3 separate regions of the Homo sapiens genome follow, and all the other regions are linked to region 1. A link is a contact called in ENCODE Hi-C or POLR2A ChIA-PET data. All regions are on one chromosome and are shown on one strand. The core of a region is the stretch at or near the end of the contact, and the rest is flanking DNA. Distances in the headings are between cores, read along the strand shown. Region 1 overlaps LOC105370062 (a long non-coding RNA gene). Region 2 overlaps LINC02405 (long intergenic non-protein coding RNA 2405). Region 3 holds the start of LINC02405 (long intergenic non-protein coding RNA 2405).

What was found. Hi-C counts contacts between places; a loop is a spot of excess contacts on that map. ChIA-PET counts read pairs that join two places held with the same protein, here RNA polymerase II (POLR2A). Pooled maps may share reads with other maps.
Region 2: a loop to region 1 is called in a pooled map, with 11 times the contacts of the local background. The contact joins two enhancer-like sites. A Hi-C loop is called at or near these places in 12 of 37 single-sample maps with no recorded cell type and 4 of 50 pooled maps. POLR2A ChIA-PET finds 5 or more read pairs at or near these places in 1 of 52 experiments (activated CD4-positive, alpha-beta T cell).
Region 3: a loop to region 1 is called in a map of PC-3, with 2.6 times the contacts of the local background. The contact joins the promoter of LINC02405 here to the enhancer-like site in region 1. A Hi-C loop is called at or near these places in 3 of 168 maps with a recorded cell type or tissue (K562, PC-3 and endothelial cell of hepatic sinusoid) and 1 of 50 pooled maps. POLR2A ChIA-PET finds 5 or more read pairs at or near these places in 1 of 52 experiments (AG04450).

The regions. Positions count from the first base shown.
Region 1 is chr12:127,164,640-127,167,790 of GRCh38, reverse strand. All of the region lies in intron 1 of LOC105370062 (a long non-coding RNA gene), which reads left to right. Among named protein-coding and RNA genes, the nearest start is that of LINC02405, 110 kb to the right of the region's middle. Within about 2 kb of position 1,635, at least 26 of the 41 ENCODE cell types and tissues checked have a DNase peak (open chromatin) inside an H3K27ac peak, as active enhancers do; they include PC-3, where a contact is called at or near this core.
Region 2 is chr12:127,040,652-127,043,802 of GRCh38, reverse strand. All of the region lies in intron 1 of LINC02405 (long intergenic non-protein coding RNA 2405), which reads left to right. Among named protein-coding and RNA genes, the nearest start is that of LINC02405, 18 kb to the left of the region's middle. RefSeq lists a silencer at 1,452-1,652 and an enhancer at 1,636-1,765. Within about 2 kb of position 1,587, at least 2 of the 41 ENCODE cell types and tissues checked have a DNase peak (open chromatin) inside an H3K27ac peak, as active enhancers do.
Region 3 is chr12:127,058,508-127,061,658 of GRCh38, reverse strand. LINC02405 (long intergenic non-protein coding RNA 2405) reads left to right here and starts at 1,262. Exons shown (of 7, transcript NR_104646.1): 1 at 1,262-1,572. LOC107984449 reads right to left here and starts at 1,158. Exons shown (of 5, transcript XR_007063517.1): 1 at 325-1,158.

The DNA of each region.
Region 1 (3,151 bases), core at 386-2,885:
ACTCAAGGTTCATTTCATTTTTAAAAATTGGCATCTCTACTGTCTAAATCACCCAATCTGAGGCTCAGTCATGCCATTTAAGATCCACAGCCGATTATGGAGTGGGGCAGAGAGAAAGTAGGAAGAAAACACATTAGATGCAGGTTTCTAACTGACCCACAGCCACAGATAAATGTATTTGTTAATATTTTGAAAGAGTTATACTTGCATGCACCTATCAGAAATAAGAATCTTTTTAATGGAAGCATTTAAAGTATAATACATTGTACATTTTTTTTTCCATTTGTCAATAAATTAAGATGGCTGAGCATGTGGGCTTGGACTGGGTCTCTCCCAGCCTCTGAGAGATGATGCCAAACCCCATCTCTGGATGTCTCTCCCCTTCCTTCTTCCACCCTATCCCACATTGGGCTGCATAATTCAACAGGGGCCTCCACTGACATTATCTCACAACAGAGTTATTGCAAGACCACTCATTTATTATAGGGCAACTCTTTGCTGCCTGTCACTTCCCTTAGGTTTCAACGTCAGTCAATGCAGGCACCATACCTGCTTTCCTGAGTGCCTCCTGCTATGTAGCAAGGGTCTAACCCTCACCATATATTTGAAAGTAAATTTGTGAGGTCAAACATAATTACATTTGCCTGGCATGGTGGCTCACACCTGTAATCCCAGCCCTTTGGGAGGCCGAGCCAGGCGGATCACTTGAGGTCAGGAGTTCAAGACCAGCCTGGCCAACGTGGTGAAACCCCATCTCTACTAAAAATACAAAAAATTAGTCAGGCATGGTGGCGGGTGCCTGTAATCCCAGCTACTTGGGAGGCTGAGGCAGGAGAATCGCTTGAATCCAGGAGGCTGAGGTTGCAGTGAGCTGAGACTGTGCCACTGCACTCCTGCCTAGATAACAGAGTGAGATCCTGTCTCAAACCAAACAAACAACAAACAAAATTCTCCAGGTGTGGTGGTGGGTGCCTGTAGTCCCAGCTCTTCAGGAGGCTGAGGTGAGTGGATTGCTTGAGCCGGGAGAAGGAGTTTACAGTGAGCCTAGATCACACCGCTGCACTCCAGCCTGGGTGACAGAGGGAGACTCCGTCTCAAAAAACAAAACCAAACAAAAAAAGATAATTGGAAGCTTTGACATGGTTGTATCTTAGAATATGTGCAAATAAAAATGCAAATAAAAAATGTGTACCAACTCACTGAGGCATTTTGTTGAGGTGATGTATCATTTTCCTCATTGCCAGCAGGTGACACAAGAAGAGTTTAAAACAACAGCGGCTTTTAATTGCTTACAGAGCTTTCTCAATTAAAAGTCTAGTGTTGTGACTGCTTAAAAAATCAGATCCCATTGGCTGAGGAGCCAATGGGGCGAAGCTACCATCTGTGGGATTATGACTGAACGCCTCTTAAGTCAGAATCCCGCCCAGGCGGAACGATACGGCAGCCCCGCGGCGCCTCGGTTGGCCTCGGTCGGCCTCGGATGGCCTCGGTCGGCCTCGGTCGGCCTCGGTCGGCCTCGGTCGGCCTCGGATGGCCTCGGTCGGCCTCGGTCGGCCTCGGTCGGCCTCGGATGGCCTCGGTTGGCCTCGGTCGGCTCGGTTGGCCTCGGATGGCCTCGGATACCTCGGATAGCCGGTCCCCGCCGGCGGGCCGCCCCGCCCCGCGCTGGGACCAGGGTCCGGTGCGGAGTGCCCTTTGTCCTGGGAAACGGGGCGCGGCCGGAAAGGCGGCCGCCCTCTCGCCCGTCACGCAACGCACGTTCGTGGGGAACCTGGCGCTAAACCATTCGTAGACGACTTGCTTCTGGGTCGGGGTTTCGTACGTAGCAGAGCAGCTCCCTCGCTGCGATCTATTGAAAGTCAGATCTCCACACAAGGGTTTGTAAAAAAATAATAATAATAATAAAAATAAAAAATAAAAAATAAAAAAACCATCAGATCCCCATGGCTGACAGATGCTTTAAAGGTAGTGACCCCATCCCTCCAGGCTCAGCTGCTTCCTCCACTTTCTCCTCCTCCAGGAAGCCTTCCCTGACCACAGCAGACCATGATGGTCTTTCCCTTCTCTCACTTCCACGCTCTGACCCCACAGTTGGGGTAAGCACCAGTTTATCCCAAAGCTAAGGAGCTCCGGGGCCTCTACGGAAAATAGAAAAGTTTCTTAACGTTACCCTAATAAGTTGTAACAAATGTAGTGGCTAAAAACAATATAAATTTATTATATGACAGTTCTTTTTTTTTTTTCTTGATATAGAGTCTCACTCTGTTACCCAAACTGGAGTGCAATGGCACGATCTCGGTTCACTGAAACCTCCGCCTCCCAGATTCAAGCAATTCTCCCACCTCAGCCTCCCGAGTAGCTGGGATTACAGACACCTGCCATCATACCTGGCTAATTTTTGTATTTTTGTAGAGACGGGGTTTCACCATGTTGGCCAGGCTGGTCTTGAACTCCTGACCTCAAGTGATCTGTCCGCCTTGGCCTCTCAAAGTGCTGGGATTACAGGTGTGAGCCATCGCGCCTGGCCAATATTACAGTTCTGAAAGTCAAAATGGTAACATGGTAATCTAGTAAGCTCAAAACGTTACTCGTGTTGGCTATGTTTTGTGTGTTACAAAGCATTGCCAGTATCTTTTTTTTTTAATCCTCAGATGGTCACTTCTTTATCCAGAGGGATGGCCTGTATAAAGGGATGGTCAGATCCCTGTATCTTTTTTGACTAAATTGCATTAATAGTTGACAATGTCCTTGCTTTCAATCATAACAAGATATACAGGTTCATTTTGTACCTTTTCAGACCAATATTTGGAATCAGCCATTTCCTTTTGGGGCTCTGGTTCTCTTTACTGGTCAATAGCATTTAGAGATCACAGTCTGGGTCCTGGGAGTAGCCATCTCTTCCTTAGTGCACCAATGTCTTGATTACTATCAATTAATAGTAAGTCTTAAAATTGGGTATGGCTTCTTCCAACTACTTTTTTGATTTTCGACATTGTTTTGGTCTTCTAATTCATTTTGTTTTCCATATATATTATAGAATTAGCATATCTATAACTATAAAAATCCTGGTGGGATTTTAAGTAGTATTGCATTAAATTTAAAGATCCATTTGGGGAAAAGTAACATCTTTACTATGTTGACATGAATTAGT
Region 2 (3,151 bases), core at 338-2,837, 120 kb after region 1:
ATCAATGGAACCACACCAAGAAGCATGGATCTCCTGTGGAGCATGATCATATAGGTGATGGGTTCCTAGCCGCCGAGGGTGACAAGCCCAACTCCGCTAAGAACCCAATCCCAGAGCTGACCCCAGATAGGCTCTTTCTGCCTCTTTTCCCAATGCTCACCTGCTGGAGTTCCTTCACTGTGGCTCAGCCTAGAGTCATTCTCATGTCTGGTATGATCTCACTAATACCGTGGCTCCAAATCCCCTTTTTGGATGACTTCATTTCACAATACTCTCCTCTCCCTACCTCTCAGGATGGCCTTCATAGGATCTTTCTCCAACTGAGGCATTTTCTTGTTTTTCTTCAGCAAGGCTAAGCCCCGCAGTGAACATGTCTGATTGGTTTCTTGTCTTTTTCCCTGCAGAATGCAGTCATGAGGTCCTCAAGGGTCCACACCTGGCATGTCCCAGGTGCATCCCATGGGTTGACTTTTCCGCCTGGATCTGCACGTGCCCCAACCTAGGCCTTCATTTAAGACCAACTTGGCCATCCTCTGTCAAACAACAGAGCCTAGCTGGAGTCTCCTAGAATGAGTCATGTTGTGAACCTGGAATACCTGATGTTCCAACCTTTTACCTGAAGATCCAGGCTGAGTTGTGACCCCTCTCTAAGCAGAAGCTTCACCAGGTGCATCAGGCCTGTTAGAGGGGGTCCCCAGAGTGTTTTCCCAGGATGGCAGTGTGTTAGAGGGCTCAAGAGCTCTGGGGGCTATAGAGTCTAAAATGCAGGGCCCGAAGGATTGTGGTTGTAATTATGGGATCCTATTGCCCTATGGAGATATAATTGCATCTTGAAATTATGAAGTATCTCAAAAAAAGTATCAGTTTTCATTTCTGTAACTATAACTGTCTTTCAGGTGGAGCACTTGCTTTCAACCCTCCGTTTATACAATATTATCCATCTTCCATTCATCCTTGTGCACGTCTCACACATACTGCTACAATATTCAGCCTGTGTTGTGAGTGCTGGAGAGAGACGGGGAGAAGCAAATATAACAGATTGGAATGTTTGCCCGTTAGGGGCTACATCACCCAGCACAGGCCAGGTCAGAGCAGACAGTCAATAAATATTTTTAAAATTAATAAACGAGCATGATCACTGTGGCCAATTAAAGATCTAGTAGCATAAGGAAAGAGTGTGGTAGGGGTGTTGGAAGAGAGTAGGGTTGACTAAGCAAATAAACAGGGAAATCAAGTGTGAACAGAGTGTGAAACTGCAAGGAAATAGATATCTTGTTATTCAGAAAGTTGGAAGCTCATAGCCTGATATGTAGAAAGGGCTGCATGTGTGAGCCAGAGTGAGAAGAGTGTGTTGTGGTCCATGCTGCATGGAAGTGTCAAGTGAATGATATTGACAGGTCTCAACCTAATAACTAAGAAAATAAATAGAAACAAGAAAAGGAAACAGCCCAATTTCCCTGAGTTTCAGCTCAACATATAAAATACACAATCACACACATATATAAATACACCCATCTGCACACTTCCTCTTTTTGTGTGAGCAGCTGGAATTTACTGTAGGTGAAACAAATGTGAAGGAGGTTGCGAAACATACAGGATTCTCAGTTACTATTTGAGACTTCTCAATCTGAGTCAGTCTTATAAAATAGTAACTGATTATTTTTAGTTTAAAGGGTAGCCTCAGTTGGGCACTTCAGCCGGATTATCATTGACGCTGGCATACATTAGACTAGAGTACATGTTGAAGCATGTCTTAAAATCCACCTTGTGTCTGCTTAATTGCTGATATGGTTTGGATCTGTGTCCCCAGAAAATCTCATGTTGAATTGTCATCCCCAGTGTTGAGGTGGGGCCTGGTGGGAGGTGAATGGATCATGGGGGCAGAGTTCTTATGAATGGTTTAGCACCATCTACCTTGGTACTGTATAATGATAGAGTTCTCACAGTATCTGGTTGTTTAAAATTGTGTGGCACCTCCCCACTTTCTCTCTTCCTCCTGCCCCGGCCATGTAAGATGTGCCTGCTTCCCCTTCACCTTCCACCATGATTGGAAGCTTCTTGAGGCTTCCCCAGAACCCAGAAGCAGAAGCTAGTACACTTCCTGTAGGGCCCGTGGAAACAGGAGCCAATTAAACCTCTTTTTTTTTTTTTGAGAATAAGTCTTAAAAAGAAGCACTCAGGCTGGAGTGCAGTGGTACAATCTTGGCTCACTGCAACCTCCACCTCCCAGATTCAAGCGATTCTCCCGCCTCAGCCTCTCGAGTAGCTGGGATTACAGGCATGTGCCACCACACCCACCTAATTTTTGTATTTTTAGTAGAGATGGGTTTTCACCATGTTGGCCAGGCTAGCTTCGAACTCCTGACCTCAAGTGATCCGCCCACCTTGGCCTCCCAAAGTGTTGGGATGACAGGCGTGAGCCACCGTGCGTGGCCCCTCTTTTCTTTATAAATTACCAAGTTTCAGGTATTTCTTTACAGCAATGTGGGAACTGCCTGATACAGTCACTCACATTTGCCGAGTGCTTATTTTATGCCAGATATGATCCAGAGCACCGTGCGGTCATGAACGCACGAGGCTGTCACAGTGATCCTGTGGCATTGTACCCATTTCACGTAGAAGAAATGGAGGTTTAGTGAGAATAAGGGTATAAACATATAAGTAGATAGATATTAATAGATAGGTGGGTAGATACGATTTTTCTGAACAAACACGTTGAAAAATAGCATTAAAAATATTATCAGTCATGTTTTTTATTCCAAAGCTTCTAAGGGCCTTCAGCGTGCATTGCTACCTCTCAAGATCAATATATGCCACATAACCCACAATAAACTTAACCAGAGATGCCTTTCCTCCACTAGCATCTAGGAGCACTAGATTTTCTAGAAATACTTTGAGAATCACTGATGATGCAACAGATCTCAAAATGCCTTGAAATTTGAATTCAAAATAATGTTTAAATATAAAATGGACTTTTGTGCTTTATTTCCAACAAATAGAAAGGAAAACTTACTCATGAAATTTAGGCAGCCCATCACACAGAACTAGGTGTTTTGTAATTTTTTGACTCAAAATTGGTAAGCCAGCATTAGAAGGAGTGAGAGTATTGTCTATCTTAAGCTGTGTATAGGGATGATTGCAGCATATAGCC
Region 3 (3,151 bases), core at 13-2,512, 110 kb after region 1:
CTTTTCCCCACTTACCCATTGGCTAGTAAAACCCAATGATTTGTAGCACCATGCATTTTTCCCTTCCTAGTGGCCTAGGAAAGATGCTCAACAATTTTCATTATATTTGAATGTTGATGTCAACTTGTCCCTAGGAATGAAGGGCCTTCAAGCAGTTAGGCAAAATACTGTCGCACAAGATTCTGTCCTGCTTCTGGGTTGCAGGAACCACCTGAATTGCCATCTAACCCCTGGGGCAAGTCCAACAAGGAACTGGCTACCTGAAGGAGGTGCCCCAGGCAAAACACAGATGAGGATAACAAAGTTCCACGGGGAGGAACCTACCTGGAGAACAACGAGAAGAGTCCTGCTTCAGCTGTGCCAAAGAATGGGTTCTTTTTCTTATGGCAGCCACATGCAGCCACAGCGGTGGTGTTGAAATGGGAAAGGTTCCCCCGTCCCCCTTGCAGGGCGTGCGATGGGGTGTGCTCGCCTCTTCAGTGCCCCGTTGGTCATACCTCTAGTGGGGCATAGAGATGGGCAGGTTGTGGGGCTCCAACCCCATGGCAGTGTCTAAGGGTGGATGTTTACAGCTGAAGCCCCAGAGGGCGTGTGTTCCAGGGTGCGCTCTTAGTTCACGGTCTATAGCTCAGTTAGACCCTCTACCTTGTCATAAGGCCAGAGGGCTTTCTGTATCCCGGGTTCTTGCCTTGGTGTACCGGAAGAATCGGATCACACGTGGGCTTGGAGAATGACTGCAAAATCGTATTGAGTGGAAGTAACTCTCCACCGACAGGAGAGTCAGAAAGGAGATGGTTTTCCCCCGGAGTTGGGCAGCTCCAGAAGGGAGATGGCTTTCCCCTGGAGTTGGGCCGCTGGGTGCCCGGGCTGTCCTCCTACTGCCCAGGACAAACTCCACCTCGTCCCACCGGTCGATGGCCTGCCGGGGAGCCCGCGGGCGAGCCGGCGTCTGTAGGTGTGTTCTTCTGCTGACATGCTCTCCGTGACCAGCCGCTTCTGTCTTCTTCCACTGATGCGTTCCTCTCGCCCTCCAGCAGCTTCTGTCTCTGCCTTGCTAGGGTCGTGGGTGTTTATAGGCCCAGGCTGGGGGCGTGGCGGGCCAGGGTGCTCTTGGAAAAGCAGGAGTGCCTGTCCTCGCCTAGGTCCCTGGGGCTAGAGGCCTAGTCACGGACTCTGCCCTTTCTACCCCGCGCTTTCCTTCCCGGCTTCCGTATCATTTAAAGGGACCGTGCTCTTCCTTTCCCAGCACTCCGGCTTGAGTGTTAAATGGCCAGCAGGAATTATCCACTAGAGAAGCGGAAGGGAGAGAATGGAAATGGCCGCATGCAGCTCCTCTCCCTCAGACAGCTCGGGGCTCAGCGGAATGAGCACAGTCTGCAGGACAAGTGCGGAGGACTTCAGTCCCCTCTACTGTATATTGGCTTTAGGACTCAAGTTGTCCCTGAAATAGAGGAAGGTGTTTTCTAGGGTAGTGGTAATTATCACAGTCAAAAAAGTAGGCGAGAGCACTTAGGAAAACTGTGCGGAGATCGGCTGCTGATGTGTAAATACTGCTGAAGCTGCTTATTCAAGGTAATCTGAATTTCCTTTTTTAAAAGTGGACTGAAACTCTGCTTTCTCATCAGAAGACTTTTTTTTTTTTTTTTTTTTAAGATTCTAACTCCTTTTGTCTGCTCTGTCACTTTTCTGAACTTTAAAATCTGTCAACTTTTAGGGAGGAAACAAAACCCGAAACATGAAATATTGGTGATTGTTAGTAACTCTTTCTGGGTTCATGGCAAAAAAAAAAAGGCAGTGGCTTTTTAATCTATGGATTTTATTAACCTTCCCTACATCAGTGCCCCAACAACTGCAATGACTGAAAAATATCTGTTCTGTTCTGAAATGGCAAGTCTACTTTGGAAATAGGTGGCATCCTCAGGACCTGGGGAAAATGTTTGAGACAGAGGATGGGCTGGCCTTATTATTATTTGTATCATTGTGAAAATGAGCTTCAATTTATATTTTACATTCACCCATTACTCTCATGGCCCAGATATGTATTTGTACTAACTCAGAGATGATAAAGAGGTAAGAGGTAGTTGGAATATGCTACTGGATTTATTAATTTCAACTTGAAGGCATATCCAAAAATTTCATTATCAGGAAATAGATGAAATAGCTAATAAGCATATGAATAACTATGAATTTTTTTTTAATTGTAATTCTCAGAAAACCAAAACTCCTACTGAACACAACTGGAAGTAAGATGGACAAAAATTAGTGAAATCAAAAAAACTAACATATAAAACAAACCCCCATGACACAAATTTACTTATAGAACAAACCTGCACATGTACCTGTGAACTTAAAAGCTAAATTTAAAAAAAGGCGGGGCAGGACTGGGCATGGTGGCTCATGCCTGTAATCCTAGCACTTTGGGAAGCTGAGGGGCAGGCAGATCACTTGAGGTCAGGAGTTCCACACCAGCCTGGCCAACATGGTGAAACCCCATCTCTACCAAAAATACGAAAATTAGCCAGGCGGGGTGGCAGCGCATGCCTGTAGCCTCAGCTACTAAGGAGGCTGAGGCAGGAGAATCCTCTGAATGCTGGAGGCAGAGGTTGCAGTGAGCCGAGATCTTGCCACTGCACTCCAGCCTGGGAGACAGAGTGAGATCTTGTTTCCAAAAAACAAAAAGATAAAAACAAAACTAAAATATTTTATAAGTCCAAACGAGATCTAAGACATTAAGAAGAACTCCACGTCAGGCTCCAGAGGATTAAGGAGACCCTACTAGAGCATAACGGGTTGTTTTGCTTTATTTATTTATTTATTTATTTGAGATGGAGTCTTGCTCTGTTGCCCAGGCTGGAGTGCAGTGGTGCAATCTTGGCTCACTGCACCCTCCACCTCCCAGGTTCAAGCAATTCTCCTGCCTCAGCCTCCTGAGTAGCTGGAACTTTAGGCACCTGCCACCACACCCGGCTAATTTTTGTGTTTTTAGTAGAGAAGGAGTTTCGCCATGTTGGCCAGGCTGGTCTCGAACTCCTAAGTTCAACTGATCCGCCCTCCTCGGCCTCCCAAAGTGTTGGGATTACAGGCATGAGCCACTGCGCCTGGCCAATCATCGCAGAGTTTTAGGCTTCTGTGCCTTGAAAGACAATTCCAG